Regions from separate parts of the Homo sapiens genome. Here region 2 is linked to region 1. Evidence: read pairs that join two places in POLR2A ChIA-PET (ENCODE). Cell type or tissue: OCI-LY7. All regions are shown on one strand.

Region 1 (5,000 bases):
AATGAAGCAAGCCAACCACCACCTTCAAAAGGCAGGATGTCTTACAATTGATTCATTATAAAAAAAAATTTAAATAAATAAAAATAAAAATAAAAAAATAAAAAAATAGGCAAGTTGCTAACTGGAGTAACATCAAACATGTTCTAAAAAAGGCTCAAAATCCCTAAGATTTATTTTATTATCCAAGTAGTAGAACGAGACAAATTTTCTGCACCTCTCTTCTAAGGAAACCAAACAATGTTCTTTACATCGTTGCATCCCAGTTGGAGTGGCTGAAGATTTTCATACTTCTCTTTGTTATGTAGCATCAAAGATGAGACACTGGTCACTGCTTGAGATAAAATACCCAGGATATGGTTTTGGTTTATGCAGAGACACAAAGTTGTGTTACTTGTGCTTCTCCCGGCTGCGGGGGATCTCCAGGTCATCTTTCTGTGCTGAAGAGACAACACAGTTACTGCATTCAGGTTTATGTTTTTAAATCTGCTTTTCCTGAGATAACTCTATGTGACTGTCAACGCTTCTAATGGAGTTTGAAGCCCGGCCATATTAAACCAGGGAGCCATCGTGTCATGCTGGCCTCCGTGAGTGCACAGTCCCTGTCCAAGCCGATGTGGCATTAGACAGCCTTCCAAGTTCTGGGCTCAAGCTTTGGATGTACAATCATGTTTCCTTTGGAAAATGATTTTTTTTATGGCTGAAATAAGATTGATTTTCCTTCTGTATGTTAGTTGCGCTTGTAAAAACAGCTTTAACCAAATTTTAGGGTCATTCTAACATGTCATTTCTACAATTAAAAGTGTTAACTATTTTGCAGATGAACACTTCCTTCATCATGTGTCCTTCCCTTCCTACATAAAAGCAAATAGAATCTTTTTTCTTTTTTAGATGGAGTTTCGCTCTTGTTGCCCAGGCTGGAGTGCAGTAGCACGACCTCAGCTCACTGCCAGCTCCGCTTCCCAGGTTAAAGTGATTCTCCTGCCTCAGCCTCCACAGTAGCTGGGATTACAGGCGCCCGCCACCACACCCCCCTAATTTCTTGTATTTTTAGCAGAGACAGGGTTTCACCATGTTGACCAGGCTGGTCTTGAACTCCTGACCTCAGGTGATCCTCCCACCTCTGCCTCCCAAAGTGCTGGGATTACAGGCATGAGCCACCATGCCTGGCTGCAAACAGAATCTTTATATGTTCTCTAGAGAAAAGGTCAGAGGCTCTGTCTGGGTATGTGTGTGTTTTCCGGAACATTCTTTTTCATAGCAGTCTCTGTGAACTTCCAGATTTATATAGCCTGTAAAGGTGAAAGCAAATGTAAAGAACATTGTTTGGTTTCCTTAGAAGAGAGGTGCAGAAAATGTGTTTAGTTCTATTACTTGGATAATAAAACAAATCTTACGGATTTTGAGCCTTTTTTAGAACATGGTCTATGTTACTCCAGTTAGCAACTTGCCTATTTTTTTATTTTTATATTTATTTATTTATTTATTTATTTATTTATTTTGCAGTTTGGTACAGGAAAGTTTATACAGTTTGGTGTTAGAATAGACAAAGCAAAAATTTCCTCCTTTTTTTGAGGCCCAGTTCCTCAAAAGAAGTAATATGAGCTGCCTCACAATATTTTTGTGAGGGTTAAATGAGATAATGCGTGAAAAAAATAGCATCATGTCAAACATAAAATAGTCACTCCATAAATATTCATTGCTTTTCATTTCATTCTCTGACATTCTCTTTCCTTAAGGAAAATCTTACATTAGACTTATAGTCAATGAGACAGAATGAATGAAGGATGGAAAAAGGAAGGGAGAAAGAAAGAGAGGAGGCCGGGCACAGTGGCTTACACCTGTAATCCTACCACTTTGGGAGGCCAAGACGGGTGGATCACCTGAAGTTAGGAGTTCAAGACCAGTCTGGCCAACATGGTGAAACCCCATCTCTACTAAAAATACAAAAGATTAGCCAGGCATGGTGGCGGGTGCCTGTAATTCCAGCTACTTAGGAGGCTGAGGTAAGAGAGTCGGTTGAACCCAGGAGGTGGAGGTTGCAGTGAGCTGAGATCGCAGCATTGCACTCCAGCCTGGGCAACAAGAGTGAAATGTCATCTCAAAAAAAAAAAAAAAAGAGAGAGAGAGAGAGATTGGAATAAACAATAAAGGAATGGTATCAACATCACATGAAAACCAGTTCAGAAGCATAATTTTAGTTAAAATGGTCACTTGGTATCATGCTAACCAAAGTAATTGATTCAGCCTTTAAGGAAAAATTGGTTGTATAACATTTACTCAGCACCTACTAAGTACAAAGCACTGGGTTAGGCAGTAGGTATTAAAAGGTGAGCAGGTGGATTCCAGACCTCTAGGAGCTCAAGTACTATGGAGAAATAGACACAAAAATCAATAGCTCCAATACAATATGCCAAATTCTGTAACAGAGAAAAGGCTGCACATGGGTGATGCACTTACACTGAAAGGATTACTTCGATTTAGAGCCATGAGCTCCGATCGTCTCTAGAATATTACAGATATTTTGATACAATGCTTTTCCCTTGTGAGAACTCCTTGTCATTGGATGGACAGTTAGGATAATTTGTTGCTCAGACTCAACTTATTTTGGCTTCTGTAAAAATTATCTGAGTAGTGAGGCAAAACACTTGAGTATTAGGGAAAGCCATAGACATCAATTTCCTCAAGGGGTAAGAAGTTTTATCATTTGTGTTTTCGTCTGTAGCAAAAAATACAAATGCATAAAAGCTCAGGACCCAGATGAAGCATTTCACCACCTGGGCCTCTAAAATAAGTTGGCAGCTCCAACGAGAAGGTGTAGGTTGAAAAGAGGTCCCTGTCCCTCACAGCTTTAAGCAGACCTGACAGTTTCTTATTGAGAGAGAGAATGTTCCTTAGTTGACATGAAAAGTTTTGATGACACACCACCCTAATTATCCCCTACCCTCTGGAAGAGCTGAATCCACAACCCAATTCTGGGTGACATGTTTTTGCCCTTCTTGCTATTATCAGTCTCCACTAACTGATCATCACGTCATGTTAACCTGCAAATACAAACTCCTGAGCCATTTAATGAGACCTTGATCTATGGCCAACTTGAGGCCCTCCTTGCCCATCTCTTCCTCCATTGAAGAGCAACATCAAATAATGCTTCCAATAAAATTGACGCGTCTTTGTTAGAGATGTCAGGTTTAGGGGTGTCTGGCCTCTGAAGCTGGCTAATGCATGAGTCCTTTTCTAGACAAGGTAGAGGGCTCATTGGAGTGATTAGAGCAATTATTCAGGGTTACCTGTCATATGTAATCAGCTCTGGCCCATGTGGTGGGAAGAGGTGACCTAGACCTGCCTTTTCAGACCAACTATTGCTATTGGATGGCATCTTTGCCTTCAGCATCTCCTTAGATATGCTCAAGTTCCAAACATCTATCGGCAAAACTTAACTTTCTTGCATTTTTAAAAATTCTATTTTAATAGCCCTCTTACTCAGAGGAGGTCATCTGAGGCTTGTTATGATTTATTTTTCTTCTGCAATTTCTCTTTTATCCTACCTGACATATTTTATTGCTAAATTTCCCGTGTGATAAAGCAAGAGTCCTTCTGAGTTAAGGAAAACTTCTTACTTCCTTTCATCTCATCAAATCATCCTGAAGAGCAGATAAAAGCCTTTTAGTGAAACCTGGTATTACTGAAGAAGGAAAGAAATTCTAAAACCACAGAAAATGGCTTATATCTGGTGCAGAAGTTTTTGATGAGGTAGACTTTATTGTTAATCATTATGAGCCTTATCATCATCATTATCATCATCATCATCTTCACTGGCATTAATTTTTGTTTTCACCTCCATTAGGTACTTGTGTGTATGCGAGTAGCACTAGAAATGCCATAACAATGGAATCATATGTCCACAGTTCTACCTCTTTGAGCCATGCAATTTAAGGCAAGTAAATTTAAACATGCATTAAAAGTAACACATTACATTTTGAGTAAAAAACAAACAAGAGCTTGGATTGTAAAAATAATTGAAACATTGCCTTTATGTATAACATTTTATTTTTTTAAGTGTGAGAAGTGAAGGAAAACCACAAATGCTATGTATGTCATCCAGGAGAATGTTTTTACCCCCTCCTTTAATTTCTCAGAGGGAGAATTAGGACAGAGGTGGGACATTATATTATGAATTACTTTAGAAAAGGGAAATCAAAGTCTTGTGTGATAGGGCATTTCAGCCATATTACCACCAAGTAAAATTAGGTATCTTGGTAATTTTTATAAAAGTGAGATTATTTTCTTTGGCTAAGGCTGAACAGCAGTCATGATAAGATTGGGATAGCATCTCCTTGTGATCAGAAATACCCTTGATATATGACAAAGTATGTGACTCAATCTGGGTCAGTGAAAATTTTCTCTCCCCCTGATTTCTATTCATTATAAGTACAAACTCACTCTAGAACTCTGTGGGAACTCCTCTTCTTTGTGGCCCAGAAATAGCATTTAATAGTTACTTGTTATCATTTCCAAATCAACACATTTCCAAGCAGAATCAAAGCAATATCCTCTGCCAGGATGGATCCAGGAAAATGGTAACCACTCATGAGAGCCATTGTTCCTTTTGTTCTTCTTGCCACAGGTAGCTTTTTGGAGCACCAACCTGCTTTCCCATCCTTGTCGGACACATGTTGCCATTGGGAAGTATTTTTTTCCAACTAAAGTTGTCTCAAGTGTTATTTGGGGCTTGGGAGGGTGGGGTGGTCCCTCTGAATTCCATAGTATTTACTGCCTTACAAAACAGATATTACCTATTATTATTATTTTTCATTTTCTGCATGAGTTCTGTCTACCTAACCACACATTATGTCTTTTCAGACAGATGTGAGCTGGTAGAAGTCATGTAATCTCACTGAGCTTCAGAGTCCCCATTTATAATGTGGGGGATAGTAATATTATCTTCCTGATCCACTTCACAGGCTGTTTTGACACGAAGCATGAGATAATACATGTTGAAT
Region 2 (5,000 bases), 130 kb before region 1:
GTGATTGTTGTGGTTCAAGTTCTTAAAAGGTTGAAAATTTCGCTAGGTCCTTCTCCATCTCAGCATATTGTTCTTTAAGCCTTTCCATGGCTTTTCTGTGCTCTTCATCCACTTCAGCCCTTTTGTTGGGTTGCTCCTTCATGAAGTTGTCCCACTGGAGCATATGCTGTTTCTCACTAGCTACTAAGTGGTCACTATGAATCTGAGAAAAGAAAATTAGAAAGTCACACGACATTTTCCAGACAATTATTTCATAACGTTATCTCTTGATACTTGGTTACCGTAACAATCAGCTGGTAAGTCACAAGGAAAAAGTTGTGTTATAATATCCAAAAAAAGATGACACATTAGAAACATCTAAGGCTTCTCTCATTAAAATTAAACATGGATATTCTCATTTCTTAAATTTTAAAAGTGGGCTGGGCACAGTGGCTAATGCCTGTAATCCCAGCATTCTGGGAGGCCGAAGCCGGTGGATCACCTCAAGTAAGGAGTTTGAGACCAGCCTGGCCAACATGGCAAAACTCCGTCTCTACTAAAAATACAAAAATTAGCTGGGCGTGGTGGCACATGGCTGTAGTTCCAGCTACTCGGGAGGCTGAGGTGGAAGAATCGCCTGAACCCAGAAGGCAGAGGTTGCAGTGAGCTGAGATGGCACCACTGCACTCTAGCCTGGGTGACAGAGTGAGACTCCGTCTCAAAAAAAAAAAAATTTTTTTTAAAGCGTCTAGTATCTTCACATGATAAAATCAAACACAATCCAAGTATTTTTTCATATTTCTATTTCTCCTCAAATCCCATTTCACTGCAGATATTTTAAAACCAATTTTAAAAAAATATATGCTAAAAGAATCATTGCTGTAAGAAATCAAAATGTCTTACATAAAATATTTTTAAGTGCATTAGAAAGAATCATAAATTATTAGTCACTAGAAGAGAACTCGAGAAATCTCTTCTGGGATGGGCAGAGTGGCTCGCACCTGTAATCCCAGCATTTTGGGAAGCTGAGGCGGGCAGATCACCTGAGGTCAGGAGTTCAAGTCCAGTCTGGCCAACATGGCAGAACCCCGTCTCTACTAAAAATATAAAAATTAGCCGGTGTGGTGGCGTGCACCTGTGATCCCAGGGCCTGTGATCCCAGCTACTCGGGAAACTGAGGCGGAAGAACTGCTTGAACCCAGGAGACAGAGGTTGCAGTGAGATGAGCACGCCATTGCACTCCAGCCTGGGTGACAGTGATACTCTATCTCAAAAAAAAAAAAAAAAAAAGAAATCTCCTCTGGGTCAGTTCTAGTCCTTAAAGCAAATCAACATCTCAAACATCTGTGTCAAATGTCTCAGTTCTTGAGATGTTCCTTAATATTGCTATATAAGGATGAAAGGTTTTTTCTTTTTCTTTCTAGCACCACAGTAATATAGATAAAATGCTGTATAAATAAAAAAGGTATGAATTTAGTTTTCTCCCCCCTTCCAAAGTACAATTTCAATGATTAACTTTGAATACGTACAATAAAAATCTAAATAGAGTATGAAAAAATAACTTTATATCCCTATTTCAACTATTCTACATGTATGTCATTAGCAGTTAAGTTTTGATACAGATTAGGTTCTATTAAACAAACAAAAACTGGGATATGCAAACTAGAAAAACCTAGAAGTTCGAATTGCTTGAACCTGAGAGGCGGAGGTTGCAGTGAGCCGAGACTGCACCACTGAACTCCAGCCTGGGTAACAGAGCGAGACTCCGTCTCAAAAACAAACACACACACACACACACACACCTACAAAGCACCCGAAGTCACTGTTAATTTTGGCATGTTAATTCCAGCACTTGAATGAAAAAGGGACACGCAGCGTACTCAGATGCTGGTTAACTCAGATGTCAGCCACCAGAAAAACAGCTACTAGGAAAAAGAGACCATCTTCAGGCTGTTCATCACGTTCTTCCTGTTCTATTTTCTCTCTCATTTGGGTCAGGATGACAAACAGGATGAAGGGCTGAATAAGCCAATGTGCTCTAAGTACCCATGAAATGCAAACTTCTGCTAGTTGTTTTGCATAGCTACTTCTAAAAGCCTCTCCTTTAAGACGACATTATTCTCATTTTACAGACAAAGAAATTAAGGCTTAAGGACACTTTTATCCTCCATGGTCACTCACCTAATAGCTTGGTTGTAGATTCAAATTTAGGTCTTTCTGACACCCAAACCTACGCCTTTTCTATCACAGAGTGCAAATCAGATCTTTCCAGAGGAAGTTTTACGTAGGTAGCTAAAAATCCCTTTCACAAGACAAACGGTCTTCTGAGAGTCTTTTTGCTAGGCTGATCTGAAGCTCCCCAGCACCAAGACTGTTCAACTTCAGACTCACGTCAACTTCTTTCCAATTGAAAATTCTTGGTCGAACATTCTTCTAAAATGTCAGTCAAACTTTGCTCTAAAATATGTCCTACGGACACTTGGGATCTGAACAGATATTACAGTGGTAGGGAGAGAGGATTAGGGAGGAGTTTACTCATCCAATAAATTGGTTAAACAGGTTAAACAAAATCCAATGCGTTACTTTTTAACTTTTCAGCCTTATAGATTAGAACTCTCCAAAAGATGCATGAAGAGTTTATTAAATCTTCTGATGGAACTTTTGCAAAAACTGTTACAGTCTAAGAGAAAAGCCACAGTCAGACTAGAAAAAGAAAAAATGCAGATAAACTTCATCAAAATGATATTTAGCTTTAGTTGTGTTTTAATAAATACAGAGAATGTTAAACATGCATACTCAGATGTTATTTAATTTGTTCATTTCTTTGTAAATGGAAAGTCATCATTGGCTCAGCTGACCTTGTGATGTGGATCACCAGGCAACAGCCCGTGTTCCCCTTCCCAACCAGAACGCATTTTATCCAGTACAGCCCAATAAAGAAAAACGGAGCTTTGGCAGGCATACCAACCTCGCTTCAAATTCTGGTCTACCTGTCACTAGTTGCATGATGCTGAGCAACTTAAAGTTTCTTTAACTTTAAAATGAGGAAAATAAATACTCCGCATCCATAAATAATATTTATAAAGACTACAGGTAGAACATGTCAAGTTCCTAGCTCAGTGCCTGAGGAACTTAATAAAAGGTAAATATTATACAAATCACAAGCGAAGCATCTAGAAGGCAGATCACTCCACTTTTATCCCCTTGCCATTTCAGTTTCTGTTCTTTAATTTTAATAATTTACTTTTAGCAACAGATTATTGTAATAATTCAAACAATAGAGACAACTCAAGAGCAAGAGACTTTCCCCTCCATTCCTAGATTCAATTTAATCCTGGATGTAACCATTATTAACCATTTGGCTACAAGAACAGTCTTTAAGACGCTGCAATATATTAGTGAATAAGATACTGCCAAAGATCAGTATTTCTATTGTGTAGTTTCAGAATATTATGAATAAAGACAAACATATTCAAGTAGCCTGTTCACATCAGGCATATCGCTTATTGGCCTTGTAGGCCGAGTGAAAATAAGCTAAAAGATGACAACTTCCAAATCCAAATAAAAATCTAGTTTTGCTCCCTTATCAAGAAGTTCTTACAGTCACTCCACGCTATCGTTTCCTAGTTTCCCACTTGTAATAGTAACTGCTAGGCATTCTTACTTTTTTTTTTTTTTTTGAGATGGAGTTTCCCTCCTGTTGCCCAGGCTGGAGTGCAATGGCACAATCTTAGCTCACTGCAACCTCTGCCTCCCGGGTTCAAGCAATTCTCATGCCTCAGCCTCTCAAGTAGCTGGGATTACAGGCAACCACCACCACACCTGGACAATTTTTGTATTTTTAGTAAAGACAAGGTTTCACCACACTGGCCAGGCTGGTCTTGAACTCCTGACCTCAGGTGATCCGCCCACCTCCGCCTCCCAAAGTGCTGGGATTACAGGCATGAGCCACCGGCGCCCGGCCCATTCTTACATTCTTTACAACAATCAGTAAAGAAAAAAGGGGGGGGGGGCGCCTATACATTCATGTATTGACAATACTGCAGTCTTTACATACAAATAAAACCCAGCTACCTGGAAATAACATTTATCTGAACCTTAGTTGAGAATGTGCTAAGACCTTTAAGTCATGCAAACGAAGAAGATGCTACAAAGTCCATTTACAAATACTGCACATGAAAAGCCCTTCTGATTCCGAGCCTACTTGACCTACATTACATACAATTCTAACCAGCTTAGTTAACTGGTTTCTAAGACGACACCCTATGAAAAAGTCACAAGTTAGAAAATGAAAAGGCTGATAATAAGGGAAGAATAACAGGCATCAGCCTTATAGCAAAAGAGGAGGCAGATACAAAAACTTAAAACACACAGTATCTGAGGGCAGTTGGTACAGAAACATAGCACAGTGTCTCTCTTTCTCATTCCCTAATGACATCACCATATTCACCATAATATAAAATCTGATATTCTCAGTAACGCCTGATTCCTACAAAATTATTCTGTAACATTTAATAAATTTTTTAAATAACATAAAAGTATAGAATATCTTTTTAAAGATTTCCATCCAAAGTAATCAAAGTCATGGTGACAGAAGACAAGAAGACCCTTCGAGACATGGAGACCTACAACATCTCCATTAAGGAGATGCCCCTCAATACTGCTGACCTCGTCTGAGAGGCTGTTCTGCTACCTGGCCCCAGCTAGGGGCAGAGGAGCAGCAGGTGTGGGGGTATGGCATGGACATCTTGTCGCTTTTTTCTCTGAACAAATACCACTTTCTAAGGCAAAAGAAGTTAACTGTGAACATGTCAGACACCCTTTTCTTTGGGGTAGGCTCTTGCCCTAGGGGCCAGTTCTTCTCCCCCAAAACACTAATTCATTTCCCTAAGCTAGTTACCTCCAGATTCCAGAGGCTCTCCCCACCCCAGCTGAGTTTCTCTGGAAATCATTCAAGGGACTATGTCACTCAACTTCATTTGCTGGAACAAATCTGGAGGGAGAGCCCCTAAAACTTCTGA

What was found. Peaks named below come from ENCODE experiments on the same cell type or tissue, not always from the same donor. Only the 100,000 strongest peaks of a DNase experiment are listed, where the experiment ranks them.
Region 2: POLR2A ChIA-PET joins it to region 1 with 5 read pairs; 3 of 35 experiments call an interaction of 5 or more read pairs at or near these places.

The regions. Positions count from the first base shown.
Region 1 is chr6:8,142,666-8,147,665 of GRCh38, forward strand. No RefSeq gene overlaps it. Among named protein-coding and RNA genes, the nearest start is that of EEF1E1-BLOC1S5, 43 kb to the left of the region's middle. In OCI-LY7, no CTCF peak of the experiment used is centred here; no DNase peak of the experiment used is centred here.
Region 2 is chr6:8,015,627-8,020,626 of GRCh38, forward strand. It overlaps BLOC1S5 (biogenesis of lysosomal organelles complex 1 subunit 5), which reads right to left. Exons shown (of 5, transcript NM_201280.3): 5 at 1-202. The coding sequence ends at 23. The region is part of intron 4 of BLOC1S5-TXNDC5 (BLOC1S5-TXNDC5 readthrough (NMD candidate)); the gene reads right to left. It overlaps EEF1E1-BLOC1S5 (EEF1E1-BLOC1S5 readthrough (NMD candidate)), which reads right to left. Exons shown (of 7, transcript NR_037618.1): 7 at 1-202. Among named protein-coding and RNA genes, the nearest start is that of BLOC1S5, 46 kb to the right of the region's middle. In OCI-LY7, no CTCF peak of the experiment used is centred here; a DNase peak (open chromatin) is centred at 1,885; H3K4me3 peaks cover 1,235 bases; H3K27ac peaks cover 1,280 bases.